Linked DNA regions of Homo sapiens: region 1 is linked to region 2. Evidence: chromatin loops called from intact Hi-C (ENCODE). Cell type or tissue: Caco-2. All regions are shown on one strand. Each heading gives the region's core, and the rest is flanking DNA. Links, peaks and the distances in the headings are about the cores only. Region 1 has its middle 39 kb from the start of HAND1. Region 2 has its middle 14 kb from the start of MIR3141.

Region 1 (4,381 bases), core at 171-4,170, 92 kb before region 2:
TGGGCACCTGTAATCCCAGCTACTCAGGAGGCTGAGGCAGAGAATTGCTTGAACCTGGGAGGCAGAGGTTGCGGTGAGCCAAGATTACGCCACTGCACTCTAGCCTGGGTGACAGAGCAAGACTCTGTCACAGAAAAAAAAAAGAAAAGAAAAAAAAAAAGAAAGTGAATACCCCTCTTAGTCACAGCCTCTAGGTTAGTGATTTCTAAACAGGGTTTCAGGGAGAGCAGGGGTTCCCCTCAGAGAACATTTGGCAATGTCTGGAGACATTTCTGGTTGTCACAGCTGGGGTTGGAGAGTGTGCTACTACTGTCATCTAACGGATACCTGCCAGGGGTTTCACAATGTTGGCCAGGTTGGTCTCGAACTCCTGACCTCATGTGATCTGCCTACCTTGGCCTCCCGAAGTGCTGGGATTACAGGCGTTAGCCACCAATCCCAGCCACAAGTGTGTATATTTTAAAAACCCAAATAGGCTCCAACTGCAGTTTTCTTTATTCCTTTTTAAATTTTTTTTATTTTATTTTTGAGACAGAGTCTCATTCTCTCACCCAGGCCTGGAGTGCAATGGCACAATCTCGGCTCCCTGAAACCTCCGCATCCCAGGTTCAAGCGATCCTCCTACCTCAGCCTCCAGAGTAGCTGGGACTACAGGCGCCTGCCACCACACCTGGCCCTCTTTATTCCTTTAATAACACTGGCAGTGACATTTCAAACACTTAGGAGCTTGCTGCTAGAATCATATTGCCTAAATTTATTTATTTATTTATTTATTTATTTATTTATTGAGATGGTGTTTCGCTCTTGTCGCCCAGGCTGGAGTGCAGTGGTGCAATCTTGGCTCACTGCAACCACGGCCTCCTGGGTTCAAGTTATTCTCCTGCCTCAGCCTCCCATGTAGCTGGCATTACAGGTACCCACCACCATGCCTGGCTAATTTTTGTATTTTTAGTAGAGGTGGGGTTTCGCCATGTTGGCCAAGCTGTTCTCGAACTCCTGACTTCGGGTGATCCTCCTGCCTCAGCCTCCCAAAGTGCTGGGATTACAGGCGTGAGCCACCGCACCCGGCCAGGTTGCCTAAATTTAAATGCTGGTATCACCACTTACTAGATGTATGGCCTAATCCCTCCATACCTCCATGTCTTCATCTGCAGAGTGGGGATGATTATAGTACTTACCACATGGCATCACATGGGATTAGTTATTTATTATGTGCGTTCCTTTGTATCTGGCTGGAGGTGGCAGCAGATCACTGTGCTCACTGCAGAGATGAGGACACTGAGACTCAGAGTCAGGCAGTGACTTGACACAGCCTGTCCAGTAAGTCAGTGGCACTTGGTGCTAGCTCAGGGCTCTCTCCAGTGTAAGCAGCACTTCTGATAAAGGTATGTTTTTTTTGGCCCGGTGTGGTGGTTCATGCCTGTAGTCCCAGCACTTTGGGAGGCTGAGGCAGGAGGATCGCTTGAGCCCAGGAGTTTGAGACCAGCCTGGGCAACATGGCAAAATCCTGTCTCTACAAAAAATTTAAGAATTAGCCAGGCGTGGTAACCCATGCCTGTAGTCCTAGCTGGTCAGGAAGTTGCGGCAGGAGGGTTGCTTGAGCCAGGAAGGTTGAGACTGCAGTGAGCCATGATGGTGCCACTGCGCTCCAGCCCAGTTGACGGAGCGAAAGCCTGCCTCAAAAAAAAAGTATATTTTTTGCTTATTTGTTTGCTTTATTCTGTTTTGTTTTGGGGAAAGATCCAGAAGACAGCAGGCCATCAGCTCTGTGCTACAGGGTAGCAGAGAGTTCTGCGTCAGGCCTCAGGGCATCTTGGCAGACACCTCCCTGTCCCCAGTTCCCAGTCTCCCTCCCCACTGTGGCTCAGCCTGGCTCTCCACTAGGCCGGGAGCAGGCTCTGCCTTATCTCCAGACGCCTGTTATCTGCACACCCATCTGTGGACAAATGGCCAGCCGGCTGGCTCCTGGGCACCCCTGCCTAGAGGGGAGTCCGCCTCTCAGGCCTGTGTCTGGCAATTTGGGCTGGAGCCCAAGGTGGGGGGTCTCCCAATGGAGGAGGCCCCGCTCAGCCCTACCCCTGGGGCTTTAAGCCCTAAAATGATGCTGCTTAGACATTCCATTCATGGGACAGGAATCCGGGCCAGGAAAACCATCCCATCCCACCATCCTTCCCTCACTTCGTTTCACATCAGGCTCTGTAAGGTGGGTAAGGGCCGCAATTGTCATTCCCATTGAGCAAATGGAGAAACTGAAGCTAAGTGAGGAGCTGTGTTGTGTTGCAGGTCACAGAGCAAAACAGCAGCCTTTCAGGGACTAGAACCTAGGCCCCTTAGCTCCCATCCTAGCCTCCAAGAAGGAGAACTCGCAGACCTCATGCTCCAGGCCCCACCCTGCCATAGATGCCAGGGGCAGGGGCACAGTCATGTCCATTCTTTGGGCCTTAGTTTCTTCACCTCTCAAGCAGAGATAAAAGTGGGTGACAGGGAGGAGCCTGTCCTTAGCTCCAGAAGGCCAGGGAAGCAGCAGGCAGAGTCGGGCAGGGCGTGAAGCACGTGGGGCTCTGGGCTCACCCTGCTGGGGCTCAAGTCCCACTTTCCCCGCTTATCTCAGTGTGACTTTGAGCAATCACTTGACCTCCCTCTCTGTGCATTGGTTTCCCCATATGAAAAAAACAGGGGAAGAACAACACGAGTCAACCTCCATGAAGTGCATAGCACGTAATGAGTGCTCATAAGTGTGAGTTACTGTTGTTTTTGTTCGCAGGAGAATATGGCGTAGTAATTACAGTATTGGGGTTGACGAACTGGCTGTGCTGTGTGACCTTGGGCAACTGACTTAACATCTCTGAGCCTCTGTTTTCTCATCTGTAAAACAGGGGCAGTGTGTCTTTGAGGCTCTAGTGAGGGTCTTGGCACAGATTGTGGCCCCATTGGCTGGGGTGAAGCTGGGAGCTGCCAGTGACCTGCAGGGAGGGGTGCCTGCCTGAAAGATGGAGACAGCCTGCAGGCCTTTGTTTACAGAGCCCATCTCTCCTCTGATGGATGCGGCCAGCAGAAGTCTGTTTGCAAGTTTCTCCTGGAAACATGAATCAAGGTCTGTTTGGAGAACACGTGCGCTCCTCTGTCAAACATTCCACCCGTGCTGGGGCCACAGAGCCTTGAGAGCAGAGTGGGTCCCAGATTGTCCCCAGAGATAGGGGATAGGCCAGGATACCCAGCCCCTCCGGCCAGGCTTCAGAGGGGACAGCCTGGGCTCCGAGACAGATGCCCTCCCTGGCCTCAAGGAGCTCTCTAGAAAGCAAGATAAGACCCGGACTCGACCAGAAAACAGGGAGAGATAAGGACCCATCTGCTTCCACTCTTGTCCCCTCTGATCCTCCACAGCAGCCCTGAGTGATCTTTTTAAAATGTAAATTTCATGGCTCACTCCTGCTCACAACCCTCTGTGACTTCTTTAGTAGTTGAATCAAAATCTGATTCCAGGCCGGGCTTGGTGGCTCACACCTGTTTAATACCAGCACTTTTGGAGGCTGAGGTGAGCTGATCACTTGAGGTCAGGAGTTCGAGACCTGCCTGGCCAACATGGGGAAACTCTGTCTCCACTGAAAATATAAAAATTAGCCAGGCATGGTGACAAATGCCTGTAGTCCCAGCTACACGGGAGGCTGAGGCAGGAGAATCACTTGAACTCATGAGGCAGAAATTGCAGTGAGCCGAAATCGTGCCACTGCACTCCAGCCTGGGTAACAGAGCGAGACTCCGTCTCAAAAAAAAATTTCAGATTCCTTAAACATGGTCTTGGAGGTCAAGTGGGATCTCACCCCTGCCTGCCAGTGGGACGCCAGCTCCCAGCCCCTCTCCCCTTGCCACACTGGTTTTCTTCCAGCTCCTCAAGCAAGCCTACCTCATGCCCTTCCCAGCCCTTCCCACAGGTGCTCCCTTCTCCCTGCCCCATCCAGGTGGCCCTTCTCACACTCAAGCTGAGCTTGGCCTCCCTGACCACCCCTTGTCACAGCACCTTACTCTTGCCTGGGTGGCCAACATCAAATTTGTAATGATGTGTGTATCTGTGTGTGTACACGCTCAGTCTCTGGGTGGGGCCAGGGTCACACATCAGTGCATGCTCAGCCCCTGGCACAATGCCTGCCACATAGAAGGCTCTGTACAAATATTTATTTAATGAATGAGTAACTGACCAGGAGGAGGACTGATCTTATTCTTGAGGTCAGTCTTATTATCTTATTATTCGGCTCACTGCAATTTCTTGAGGTCAGAAAATGGACAGTCATATCCAGTAGAGAGGAAATCAGAGAAGATGTTTTGGGGAAATTGGCACTAAAGCTGGGTTGTGATACTCGGGAAGACTTTGACTGGTGGAGAG
Region 2 (4,381 bases), core at 117-4,116:
TCCCCAACAGGGATGCTGCTTCATGCTAAGCCCTTTCCCTCTGCAGGTTGCCACCAGCCCGCCCATCTCCACCATGCCCTATGCTACCCTTCCTTGTGGCCTGAGCCTGGTGGTGGGAGCAGGTCTGCAAGGAGAAGGCACAACTGGATTTTTAGATGGATTGGGTGGTAGAATGAGTTCTGGGCTGGGGGATAAGAAATCCCAGCAGAAACCCTTCTGTTTTCTATATCCCTTTCAGGCTCTCAGAGCCTCAACTTCCTCATCTGTATACAGGGCTTATTCCCCTGATGGAAAATTAGAGATGGACACTTACCATGGAGCTAGTGAAGCTTAGGTCTCAGGGGACCTCATGTACACATGGCTCTTCTAAAGCCCTGCACCTAATTTTGTTTTCTCTTCCTTAAACAGGGGCCCATAAAATCCACACCAGGCCCTGACTGTAAGAGTGGCTATGAAAATGCCAAATGAGGGATAAAACCAGAGGGCTTTCACCTAGGGAACTCACCACCTCCAAAAGGGGAAGAGAGCCCTCCTAAGGTGCTCCTGGAGCTCCCCTCCTCACCAGCTTTGGTTTCTCCACTTTCCTACCGGATGAGTCCTGCCTCTTCCTGCCTGGGAGTTTATCAGCAGGGAGTGGCAGGGCCTGCTAATCAGGGGCTGCTCCAGGCCCCCGGGATTAACCCTGCAGACCCTGGGCCAGGGTCAGCAGCCCCGGCTACCAGTTATGCTCCCGGGTTCTCATCTGTGGATTAGATTGCTGGGGAGGGAGGAAGGGGAACTTTAGGGAGGGACTCACTGGCAGCCAGAGAGATTAAAACTAAATGAGAATACCTCACTCTCCTACTTAGAACCCTTCAGGGGGCTGCCTCTGCGTCTAAAATGAAACCCAGACCTTGCCCCACCCATCGGGCCCTGCCCTCCTCTTTGATCTCAGCCCTGGCTGTGGGGTGCTCCAGCTTCGCCTGCCTGCCTTCCTTCCCTTTCAGACCCCTTCCCTCCTCATTTGCTCTTGCCCTGAGACTTTGGCACTGGCTCTTCCTGTGCCTGGAAACTCCTTCCCAGATCTTCAAAAGGCACCTCCTGCAGGTCTCTTCTCAAACGTCACATCCCAGAGATGCCTTCCCTGGCCACATTTCTAAGGTCTTCCCCTACCCACCCCACTGTGCCACTCTCATTTTTCCCTGTTTAATTTTATAATCAGAGGCTGACATTCATATCTATTTTCTGCTATTCATCTGCCTCTCCCATGAAGAAGTGAGCTGAGATTCTCTCCTCAGCGCTTCAGACAGAGCCTGGTGCATAGAGGGGGGCTCAGTAGTAATTTGTGGAAGGAAAGGATGAGGGTGGTAGATCTGTGAAACCACCCTCCTGGGCTCTCGGCCAGGGTTGGGGTTGGGGGATAGAGGGTGGTTAAGCCAGGATCCCTGCCCAAGGAGCCATGTTCTTCCTATTGTGAGAGAGCAGATTGCGTAGGTGGGTTTGGAAAGAGAAGCAACACTGCTGGTTTCAGCTGCAAGCCCAGAGCTGGTTTGGACAAGGTGGTTCCCTGCCTGCCTGTGTTAGAACCCTCAGAAAACTTGTTACAGAGATGGCTGCTTGACCTGCCCCTCCGGTGGAAGGGAAGGCTTCCCAGAGGAGCTGGGCTGGGACATTGGTAATCAGGTACACCTGCCAGGGCAAGGAACTACAAGATCATGAGAAGACAACAGACGGTCTGGCTGTGGAGGGCTGGGAGCAGCAGGGCACCTCCTCTCCTCCCCAAGCCCAAGACTCCCAGGTGGGTTATGCTGAAGACCAGGGAGGCCCGAAATGGAGGAGCCTTGGGCTGGCTTCAGACCCCTGCTGGTCCTGCCAGCACCACCTGCGGCAGCAGGTGCAGGTCTGCCCTCAGCTCCTACCAAGCAGGGTCAGAGACCCCTCCTAGCATGCCTCCAGAACACTCTCAGGGAGACCGGGCCAACCCTCAGCCCTTCTTCCCCTTCCCTGCAGCAAGAGCCCTGTTTCGCGCACTCTGAACTGGGCTTGGGCCATGTTCCTGCCACACACAAACTGGGTGACCATAAGAAAGCTACTTACGGCCGAGTGCAGTGGCTCACGCCTGTAATCCCAGCACTTTGGGAGGCCGAGGTCGGGGGATCACAAGGTCAAGAGATAGAGACCATTTTGGCTAACATGGTGAAACCCCATCTCTACTAAAAATACAAAAATTAGCTCGGCATGGTGGCGGGCGCCTGTAGTCCCAGCTATTTGGGAGGCTGAGGCAGGAGAATCGCTTGAACCCGGGAGGCGGAGGTTGCAGTGAGCAGAGATCCCGCCACTGCACTCCAGCCTGGCGACAGAGCGAGAGTCCGTCTCCAAAGAAAAAAAAAAAAAAATCATCTCTAAGCCTAAGTTATGGGATAATAAACAAGACCATGGGAGGGTTGAACAACTTCATCGTGAAAGGCCCGAGCACATGGTCCTGAGCACGGCGAGACGCCTAAGTGCAACTGCGATGTTTGTCCTCTTTCCCCAGAACCCAAAGCGCCCGGGCCTGCGTAGCCCTGGCCTCCAGCGTCACCTGCTGGTCCAGTGGGAGAATGTCGCACCCTGCCGTCCTGGGGTGAAGGACTCCAGAGCCCCGAGTGCCAGCCTCAGCCCTGCCCCGACTCCCTCCCTGCAGCACGCGGGACGAGCCCCAACCCCAACCCCCGCCGCCGCGGGCCGGACCTTCGCATCCGTAACTTCGACACGGCAGTCTCCCTCTGCCCATTAGCATGGTTTGGAGGCTTCCAGAGAGCCGGGGGAGCCAGGAAATAAATCCCTTCTGTGAGGGACGGGACCGGCTCAGCCACGGCAGCTGGCCACGCTGCGTCCCCCGTGGAGGAGCTGTCACTGGGCGAGTGGACCCTGAGCCTGGGACCCAGTCCCTCGGGGTTCAAGACGAGTTCCAGGCTCGGCCTTGTTCCTCACCAAAGCAAAACCCACAGCTGCCTGCTCCACCACCGGGCGCCCACGGCGCAGGGCAGAGCAGGTGCTCCGATCCCCGTTTCACCTGCCGGGCGCACACACTCCCGGGCCCATACCCACGCCCACGCGCCCAGCAAGTTCCTGGGGTTTTTTGTTTTGTTTTGTTTTCTGGCTTCATTTGTTTAATGTTTCTCCCCTCAATCCTCCCCATCCCCTCACCGTCAGCTCCTGGAGGGAGGACAGAGCCTGGACTGCGTGCCCCATCCCCCGGATTCCAAGCACCTGGCACACGACTATGTGTTAAATAAATAAAATAAATAAATACTGTTTAAAAATGAAAATGAAATGTATTAAATTAATAAAATAGAACATTTCTAGCGACACACACAGGCACGCCAATCTCAGTCACACTCGCCCCAGGCACAGACACTGTCACTATGATTTGCCATCCCCGCCTCCCCACGCTGGAGAGCAGCGCCCTCACAGAAGGGCCGAGCCGCGGACGGGCCACACACCCGCGTGTACACACAGTCCGAGAACGCACACACGTACACACACACATGCGCAAGGCACGGCCTGGCCTTCAGGCACAGAGAGCCCATCCGGTTTCCCACTCAGCTCCCACAACTTCCCCCACACTTTGGTACTAAGGGCTCAGCTGGGTCCTTTTGAAGCCACCAAGGGAGGGAGTTGGGAAGGGCCCCAGTGACAAACAGTGGGGAGCAAGAATTTTACGAACTTAAGGGCTGTAAATTTCGGCCAGCAAATCCCCGCCCCTGTCCGTCCGCCCCGCCTTCCTTCTCACGAGGAGGGGGGCGTATCTTCCCACCCTCTGCTCATCCCCACCCTTCTCAAACTAATCAGCCAGTTCAAATGGTACCCTTCACCTATGATCACACCACTGTCATCAACGCCACCACCACTTAGATTGCCAGTGTTTGAATCCTAGCTCTGCTCTGAACAGTAAGTGCCCTTAGACAAGCGACCTCTGTGTCTTCCACTGCGAAATGGGAATAATAATAGTACTTACTCCTGGGAGAAGATGTGAGAATGAAGAGATAATGCACTAAAGCCCGGGGCCGCTATGCCTGGTCATTGTTAAATATTCATAAAATGGGAAGTATAGTTATTATAGGGTCTTTAAAATGATTATTCTTAGGATGCTATTTAAACTTAAAATAGCAGAGTTGGACAGGTTTTTAGAGACCTGTATTCCAGCTCTGTCTTTGTAAGCTGGAGAAAAAGAAGTCTAGAGAGTCGCTTGCTCAAAATCACACTGCCAGTCAGTGGTAGAACCACGTCAAAAGTTCAGATCTCCTAGGTGAGGAGTTGTTAGACATAATACCAAAATCACAATCTGTTTTCTGAAATTGATAAATTGGGCCAGGCGTGGTGGCTAACACCTATAATCTCAGCACTTTGGGAAGCCAAG

The links. Hi-C counts contacts between places; a loop is a spot of excess contacts. Peaks named below come from ENCODE experiments on the same cell type or tissue, not always from the same donor. Only the 100,000 strongest peaks of a DNase experiment are listed, where the experiment ranks them.
Region 1: it touches region 2 in a loop (9-fold over the local background); 33 of 110 quality-filtered maps call a loop at or near these places.

What each region holds. Positions count from the first base shown.
Region 1 is chr5:154,515,432-154,519,812 of GRCh38, forward strand. No RefSeq gene overlaps it. Among named protein-coding and RNA genes, the nearest start is that of HAND1, 39 kb to the left of the region's middle. RefSeq lists an enhancer at 3,888-4,381. In Caco-2, for the core only: no CTCF peak of the experiment used is centred there; a DNase peak (open chromatin) is centred at 1,880.
Region 2 is chr5:154,607,961-154,612,341 of GRCh38, forward strand. No RefSeq gene overlaps it. Among named protein-coding and RNA genes, the nearest start is that of MIR3141, 14 kb to the left of the region's middle. RefSeq lists a silencer at 2,771-2,820 and an enhancer at 3,222-3,991. In Caco-2, for the core only: a CTCF peak has its summit at 2,543 (motif pointing left); a DNase peak (open chromatin) is centred at 2,561; H3K4me3 peaks cover 527 bases; H3K27me3 peaks cover 317 bases.